Linked DNA regions of Homo sapiens: region 1 is linked to region 2. A link is a contact called in ENCODE Hi-C or POLR2A ChIA-PET data. All regions are on one chromosome and are shown on one strand. The core of a region is the stretch at or near the end of the contact, and the rest is flanking DNA. Distances in the headings are between cores, read along the strand shown.

Evidence for each region. A loop is a pair of places that touch in the nucleus more often than their neighbours do. ChIA-PET counts read pairs that join two places held with the same protein, here RNA polymerase II (POLR2A). Pooled maps may share reads with other maps.
Region 1: a pooled map shows a loop between it and region 2 (3-fold over the local background). The contact joins two enhancer-like sites. A Hi-C loop is called at or near these places in 1 of 50 pooled maps. POLR2A ChIA-PET finds 5 or more read pairs at or near these places in 2 of 52 experiments (B cell and activated naive CD4-positive, alpha-beta T cell).

What each region holds. Positions count from the first base shown.
Region 1 is chr9:133,112,238-133,116,421 of GRCh38, reverse strand. All of the region lies in intron 1 of RALGDS (ral guanine nucleotide dissociation stimulator), which reads left to right. Among named protein-coding and RNA genes, the nearest start is that of RALGDS, 6.9 kb to the left of the region's middle. RefSeq lists an enhancer at 628-917. Within about 2 kb of position 2,366, at least 27 of the 41 ENCODE cell types and tissues checked have a DNase peak (open chromatin) inside an H3K27ac peak, as active enhancers do.
Region 2 is chr9:132,847,992-132,852,223 of GRCh38, reverse strand. All of the region lies in intron 5 of AK8 (adenylate kinase 8), which reads left to right. Among named protein-coding and RNA genes, the nearest start is that of AK8, 28 kb to the left of the region's middle. Within about 2 kb of position 2,944, at least 3 of the 41 ENCODE cell types and tissues checked have a DNase peak (open chromatin) inside an H3K27ac peak, as active enhancers do.

The DNA of each region.
Region 1 (4,184 bases), core at 1,117-3,616, 260 kb before region 2:
GTTTCTGGAGAGATGGGCCGGCCTTTGCGGGGCTCAGCACTGGTTGGTTCCCAGCCTCCACTTTCTGAGGCCAGGGAGCATCCTGGTGGGCAGGCACCGCGTGTCGTCCCGGTCTGAGGCCGCCTCTGTGGGCTGCCATGCCCAGGATCAGGAGTGTGGCCCACCCACACCCCGGGCTGGCCTCCTGTCATCTTGATGCTTTGTCTGTGCGCTGGGGATCAGGGTTGGGTCCACCCACCTGGAGCTGGAGGGCAGGCCCGAGGGCAGGAGGGTCACGGACACGGACACGAGGCCCTTGCGTTCCACCTCCCTTGATGGGGCTCATGGTCCGAGCTCATGACTTGAGAAGTCCTGGGCTCTCACCTCTGGCTCAGCCAGCACACGCCCCACCGGCTCCTGTCCTCGGGCATGGGTCCCCACCTCTGTAGGACGGAGAAGGGCACAGCAGCGTGGGCCCCGCACTGTCGCAGGAGCCTGGGCTCTGTAGAGAGCGAGCAGCCTTCTGTGATGCGTTTTACGTTTGGCTTCTGTATTGGAGCGGAAAGCTGAAGTCAGAAAGCTGCTCCCACCCACTGGGTTTCAGGGTGACTCAGCCTCTCTTTACAGTGTCCCTCGGCTAGGTCCCTGAGCCTTAGGCAGGCCTCAGACAAGTTTCCCTCAGGTTTTTACAGCCCAGCATCCGTCGCCGGCCCCAGGGGGATATGATGTCAGGTGTTGTCCGGTACCACGCCATCAGGTCCCAGTGCCGGTCACCGAGCTGTGTGCATTCTCTCTTGACCCCCACTGTTGCCTGTGACAGGTAGTGCTGCCCTCCCCAGATGACACACCAAGGCCGAGGGCCAGGGGCTGGGCAGAGCCAGCGAGAGACAGGGAGCTGCTGTCTGGTGGGCCAGAACTGTGAGGTGCTGGCAGGGGGGTGGCAAGCACCCCGGGGTGACCTCTGGTGACTGGGACCTGAGCAGCAGCTCAGAGGGGCTTGGGAGGTCCCCCAGGACAATCTCACGCACACGGAGGCTCTGCCGTGAGCCTTTCCACACACAGGCCCGGGGAGGACCAGGGGCGGAGCAGGCCGAGGTGCAGGCTAGAGCCCTCTCCTCACTCCGCTTCAGCCCTCAGCCAGGTCTCCTTGGGAGGGGCCGGTGAGTTCCTGGAGCCATCCATGGGGCAGGGGGCCACTAGCTACGGTTTCCAAGGAAAGGCGTCTGAGTCCGGAGCTGCACCAGAAGGCTGATGCTGGGAGGAGGTGCCGTTGGCCTGAGCGGGGAGATGGCAGGGCTGGGGCAGGCCCCGTAGGGTTCCTCAAGACCCTCACTATTCTACCCAGAGGGAGTCTGGGTTTGGCCTGTGGCTTCCTCCTTCTGTCAGCCAGGGACACGGCATCCTGCTGGCCTGTCACTCTGAGAAGGCTGATCAGGTGACACACTCACCAGACACCACCAGGCCCTGTTTCCCATCCTCATCTTCAGGGCTCTGGGCTGTGTCCCTGGAGACATTGGGGTGTGGGGGCCCCTGCTCACCGGGGACCCCATGCCACCCTCACTGCACTGACCCAAATGTTAGAAGGCCAGACAGTGTGTTTACAGGCACAGCTGCCGACTGGGTCCCAGAGCCCAGGGACATCAGCATGCCTGCTAGGGGTGGGACAGGAGTGTCCCTTGAGGACACAGCCAAGCACGTGGTGTTCTTTTCTCCTCCTAGCAGTCAGCTCATAGCGGCTGCCTGGGCACCTGCCCTCAGGGGAAAGCGTTTTCTCTGCATCAGCTGTTCACTAGGCCGTTCCTGCTCCTCCCGCTCTGAGCTCCCAGCCCGGCCAGAGTGCCCTGGGGCCCAGGCGCTGCCCAGATGGGCTGTCTGCTAACAGAGTGACCTAGGGTGGCCTGTGGGTGCTGGAACCCTGCCTTTCTTGCTGCAGAGGGTTCTGGGGCAGCTGCCAGGGCTGTTGGCTGCTTTCTTTCTCTGTCCTGTGAGGGGGCAAGGGATAGAGGCCTTACTCTGCCACTTTGTTCCCAGACCCCAGGGCAGCTCTCTCTGGAGCCTGCACCTCCACCATCTGAGCAGATGGTTTAAACAGCCCCTGTACTCCACGTAGCTCTATGGTCTGGTTCCATGCCTGCTGCTGCTGTGACGGGAAGCGACCAGAGAAGACAGGCCAGCTCCACGCGGGCTAGAGCGTCTCCCCGACTGTGTGACAGGGTGGCAACTCCCTTACCCCAAGCATGCATGGCTCTCAGTGTTGGGCCTGCATCCTTCCCCACCACCCGGCTGGCAGAAGAGGGCCCCCCGGGGGTGGGGGAAGGGTGCAGGGATCACATGACACCAAGCAGGGCTGGGCCAGCTGCTGGCCTGCCAGCTCACGGAGGAGCCGCTCTCTAGACCTGCTCAGGGACAGCCGAGGCCACCTGGCTTCAGCCCCTCCTGGGGATTGGCCTGCCTGGGGACACCTCTGTCCAGCAGGCACTGATGGTGCTCAGCCAGGACCTGGGTGCTGTGCTGGGCTCCCCCAGGGTTAATGTTTAGTCCCCTGTGGCGGGCTTGTCCTGCACGAGATCTCAGAGCCACTGCCGGTGACTTGGACACTCAGGATACTGTCTGCCTCCCAGCTGGTCCAGATGTGGCTAAAATCCCTGGGAGAGAGAGAGACTCCCAGCTGAGCCAACGGCCTTCACAGGAGGCAGTCTGGGACCCCTGAGGAGGCCCGGGTGGTTGGGGGCCCTGGTCGCTGTAACCTCTAATGCTTTTCTTTTCAAAGGAACAACTTTCTAGGCAGGGGAGAGATGTGTGAGTCAGGAAAAGGGGGGTGAGCGTATGTCTCTTTTCCTGTCAGTGGAAGGGCCAGACCTCCCCTGGCGGGGCTGTTTGTGGGGTGTGGGTGTGAGTGTGCCTGTGGGTTCCCTGCTAACTTCCAAGAAATGGGGCTGGCTCTCTGTCCAGAGGCGGTGGCGGTCAGGAGCCCGGCACAATGCCCGCAGCTTTCCTGTTGTACAAAGCCCAGCGTGGGAGGCGACCTCAGGTCGGAGGAAGTGGACTTCCAGGATGGCTCCTGGGCCTCTGAGGGTGCGCAGGAGGCAGGAGGCCAGGGTCCCGTCCACAGCATGCTGGACAGTCTACCTGGCTCCTGCTGGGGTTGAGGGAAGGGCCTGAGTCAGCACTGTCTGCCAGGCCTTCTCTGAGCTCCACGCCTACCTGGGCTGGGGCACTGACTGGGCGGTTAATGACCCTGGGCCAGGCCAGTACCTCTTAGCTCCTTCCTAACCTCTGAGGTTGATGTCCTTAACCCCCCGGCTCCTCTACCCGCTGCAAGCTCATTCCGTCCCTGGACAGAGCAGGTGGCATAGGGGGCTGTGAGGCCGGGGGTAATTGTGGCTAAGTGACCTAGGCCAGCCTGCCAGGTGGGGGAAGTCTGTCTCCTAAGACAACGGCCTTTCCTTACTGCCTGGGGCCAGATGCCCCCTTCCTGTTCCAGTCTAGGCCTGTGGTTTAGGGCTCTGTGGAACCCCAGCATCTGCCTGGATACCAGCACCGTCACCTCTCACACCCGTCCCCTCACGTGATGATGGTCAGGGAACTGGGAACTCCCATTGCCCAAGCAGGCACGAGGGCATGAATGAGCAGAGGGGAAGGAAGTGGCTGGGATGTGGCTGTCTGGGGTGCCCCACACCTGCCCAGACCTGGGCTGCCAACGCACCAGGGCTGGGCCCAGAGGAGCTGTGCGTTCCTGCTAGGTCAGCCAGGGCCCCCCAGGCTGGGTAGAGGAGGGGTGAGTGTGAGGATGCCCATGGGCCTCTGGCCCTGGGGAGGTAGGGGGACCTTCTCTTGGGGCATAGCCGCCTGGATGCAGTCAGCCGTGTCAGAGCCCTGGGGTCCCTGCCTCACCACTTACCCGAGGCAGCATGACCTTGGACCAGTTGTTCCTCTCTCAGCCTCCATTTACCCATCTGTGCAATGGCTGAATAACAGTCCCCTGTGTGGAAGGGGATGGCTTGAGGGTGGGTCTGTCCTGGGCAGGAGCAGAAGCCAGTTACTAGGGGATTGGAAGCCTGGTGGACTCATCATAATCACGTCCCAGGTCGTGGCTGGCCGGGTTGGGGAAGTGGAGTGCCGGGACAGTGGCTCTCGAGCTGTGATCTCATTCCACCCCAGGCTGTAGGTCTGTGCAGCCGCCAGTCTGTGCCCTATCTGGGAAA
Region 2 (4,232 bases), core at 1,695-4,194:
GAGATTACAGGCGTGAGCCACCATGCCTGGCCCCTATTGTTTTTACTCTCTATCAGTCACATGTGATAATTTGTATTGAACTATTGTCAGGGTCACTGAATCTTCCCTTGTTTTTTTATTCCACTATTGAGCTTGTCCTGTGAGTTTTTTATCGCATCGGTTCTTTCTGCCTTCTGTGTCTTTGCTGAGACTGTATCTTTCTGTGTTTTTACCAGTTGGAAGTTTCTTGTAATAGCCGCTTTCGAGTTTTCATCCGCTAATTCCAGTATCTGAGTTACGTGGTGGTGACATCTGTATCTGCTCTCATGTGAGTAGAGATGTTCCTGGTTCTCCCTGCGCTAAGTAATTTTGTATCCTGGACATTTTAAATATTGTTATGAGGCTCTGGGTCTTGTTTAAATCCTATGGCAAATGTCATTATTTTTGTCTTAGCAGATGACTGATTCAGTTGGGTTCAGGTTGCATGTTCCAGCCAGGCTTCTCAGAGTGTGGTTTCCATGTCAGTCCTGTGTTCAGCAACTTTGCAGTGCCGTGCAGTGACCGACCATGCAGCTCTGTGCTATGTGCACATCACCCAGGGGCACCTGGGGACTTGGCAGTGAGCTGGCCACAGTTCATGTCTCAGTGTCTCTGAAATGCCGTTTAGGGTCAGGCCCACACGTGCACAGCTTGGGGGTGAGCCTTTGATCTCATCAAACACTGTGTTTAGTTACTTCCCTGAGCTCCCCTCTCTGTCATCTCCTGATAACTCCTAGTTCCCTGGTGCTCCTCTTTTTGGTATTTTGGCCAGAAAACTGAGGTTATTTATCCTGCTCTGCCACTCACTTCCTGGGACTGCACCCATGACCAGGGTCAAGTGGTGGGAGGACAGAGAAAGGAAGGATTGACAGGGCTTTGCCCTGTTCTCTTGGGACTGGAGAAGGGTCCCCTCTTTCAGTGTTTCAGGCACCTGCAGGCCCCTTTGACACAGCAGTGCCACCACAGTCACCGCAGGACTGCCTGGAGGCAGGAGTGTGAGAAAACAGAGAAAAGAAAAACCCCACAGAGGTATCTCCCCTCCTAGCTCGCTCTTCTCCCATCTGCTTCCCACTTTCAGCCTTCAGGTTGCCTTAAGGCCAGGCCAGGAGATACTGGTTTGGTGGTATTTTGGATTCTAGTCTTTTCCCCCAACTTGCCTACTACTGGGTAACTTTCTGAGTCCTCGAATAGCTGCCCTGTGTGTTTTATGAATGTATTACAGCTACTTTCAGTGGGGTTGACAAGGCGGGTGGCGCACATTTCCTGTCTCCCAGAATCAGAACTTGTGTCTTTTTTTTTTTTTTTTTTAAATGCACCTACAGATTCTCTCTCTTTCTCCATCTGTCTCTCACTTGAAAATGTATTAGGGCCAGGCTGGGCATGGTGGCTCACACCTGTAATCCCAGCACTTTGGGAGGCCAAGGCAGGAGGATTGCTTGAGTCCAGGAGTTCTAGACTAGCCTGGCCAACATGGCAAAACCCCGTCTCTACTAAAAATACAAAAAATTGGCCGGGCGTGGTGGCCCACGCCTGTAATCCCAGTATTTTGGGAAGGCGAGGCGGGCGGATCACCTGAGGTCAGGATTTCGAGACCAGCCTGGCCAACATGGCAAAACCCTGTCTTTACTAAAAATATAAAAATTAGCTGGGCATGGTGGTGGGTGCCTGTAATCCCAGCTACTTGGGAGGCTGAGGCAGGGACAATCACTTGAACCCAGTAGGCAGAGGTTGCAGTGAGCCAACATCACGCCACTGCACTCCAGCCTGGGTGACAGAGTGAGACCCTGTCTCAAAAAAAAAAAAAAAAGTATTAGGGTTGAATGCAGTGGCTCACGCCTGTAATCCCAGCACTTTGGGAGGCTGAGGCAGGAGGCTTCTATCGCAACGACTCAGCTCTGATGTAATACAAAGGCAGCCGTACACATGCCATTGCACTCCAGCCTGGGCTACAGAGCAAGACTCTGTCTCAAAAAAAAAAAAAAAAATTAGCTGGGCATGGTGGTGGGTGCCTGTAATCCCAGCTACTCGGTAGGCTGAGGCAGGGGAATGGCTTGAACCCAGGAGGTGGAAGTTGCAGTGAGCCGACATCACGCCACTGCACTCCAGCCTGGGTGACAGAGTGAGACCCTGTCTCAAAAAAAAAAAAAAAAATGTACTAGGGTTGAATGCAGTGGCTAATGCCTGTAATCCCAGCACTTTGGGAGGCTGAGGCAGGAAGATCACTTAAGTCCAGGAGTTCAAGACCAGCCTGGCCAACATGGTGAAACCCTGTCTCTACTAAACATACAAAAAATTTGCTGGGCATGGTGGCGTGCACCTGTAATCGCAGCTACTCGGGAGGCTGAGGCAGGAGAATCGCTTGAACCTGGAGGAGGAGGTTGCAGTGAGCCGACACGCACCACGGCACTCCAGCCTGAGTGACAGAGCAAGACCCTGTCTCAAAAATATATTGATTGGGAAGCCCCAAACCTGAAGCAGGAATCTTTCCAGCATGCTGGCGAGGGAGTAGCAGTTCTCACGAGCTTGTTCTGCATGGCCCTCAGCCATGGGATCTCCATCACAAACACCCTGCCGGCCGGGCTGCAACACTGGCTCTGAACAGTGTGTTTACATCTGAATTGTCTCAAATTGTTCACTGTGAGTGGATGGTCTTCTGCCCAGGTGTGGGCAGATATCCAGAGCCCAGAGGCTATTCTAAATCGGGGGTGGACACATGTTTTCTGAAAAGGATGGAGAGACACTCGTTGAGGCTTTGCAGGCTATATGGCTTCTGTCACAACGACTCAGCTCTGATGTAATACAAAGGCAGCCGTACACAACACAGACACAAAAGGGCACGGCTGTGCTCTAGAAAGACTTTTATCTTAGAAGCAGGCAGCAGGCCAGATTTGGCCCGCGGGCTGTAGCTTGCCAACCCCTGTTCTAAGTAACACTTTCACATTGATCATGAAAACATTTCTGCCCTTTCTCTTGAGCTCTCAATAAAAAGCAAACTTCCGGCTGGGCGTAGTGGCTCACACCTGTAATCCCAGCACTTTGGGAGGCTGAGACAGGCGGATCATGAGATCCAAAGATTGAGACCATCCTGGCTAACATGGTGAAACCTCGTCTCTACTAAAAATACAAAAAATTAGCCGGGCGTGGTGGCACGCGCCTGTAGTCCCAGCTACTCAGGAGGCTGAGGTAGGAGAATCGCTTGAACCCAAGAGGCAGAGGTTGCAGTGAGCCGAGATCACGCCACTGCACTCCAGCCTGGGCGACAGAGTGAGACTCCGTGTCAAAAAAAAAAAAAAAAAAAAGCAAACAGGAGTGTTAGAAGAAAGGCCAGCTTCCCCATAGACTTTCATTTTAACTAAGTTCCCTCCCAGTCACCTGACTTCCAAGCTCGGCGACTTGATTCTGCATCTCCAGTTGAGTGCCCCCTGCAGGCCCTGCATGGTTTTCACTACCAGGACCCTTCCCCACACCCGAGACCTTCCTCCTCAGCACCCCCCACTTCTAGCAAGATGGTCTTGCCTGCCTTGGGCTCACCATCTGCAGTTGAAGGCAGAGTCAAACATGACCAAGGCAAGGCAGATGGTGAGAAGGGTTGTGATGGAAAAACCAGGGCGGGAGAGTCAAGTGATTCCTGAAGCCTCTAGTGAAGGGGACTGGAGTGGACTGTGGAGGGGCCGTCTTAGGCTGGAGGGAATGGCAGCCAGAAGTGAGGCAGGAACCAGAAAACCCAGTCCTTTACCCCAATTTCACACTCTTAACTCAGAGTGTCAAACCAACCTCACGGGAACTTTTCCTAAAACTGACCCATCAGTCGGTCACTATTTTTAAGGTTTCCCACCTCTTTTACCTAGGAAGTGCCAAACAATCTTTTGGCAGAGCATTAAAGGGGAGGGAAAGATGGCCCGAGTGACTGGAAATGGGCCAGCATTTTCCCATACAAAATGCTGTGTGCCTTAATCCATTATCCATTATTTCTTATGCATTTGCCAAGTTGGATTAGACTCTTGCATAGCAGATCACCAGGCTGGAAGCATTCAAGGGAGTCTTCCTTTCTTCTCTTCAATCTTTTTTTTTTTTTTTTTTTTTTTTTTTTGAAACAGGGTGTTGCTCTGTTGCCCAGGCCGGAGTGCAATGGCACGGTCATGGCTCGCTGCAGCCCCAACCTCCTGGGCTCAAGCAATCCTCCCACCTCCGCTTCCTGAGTAGCTGGGACTACA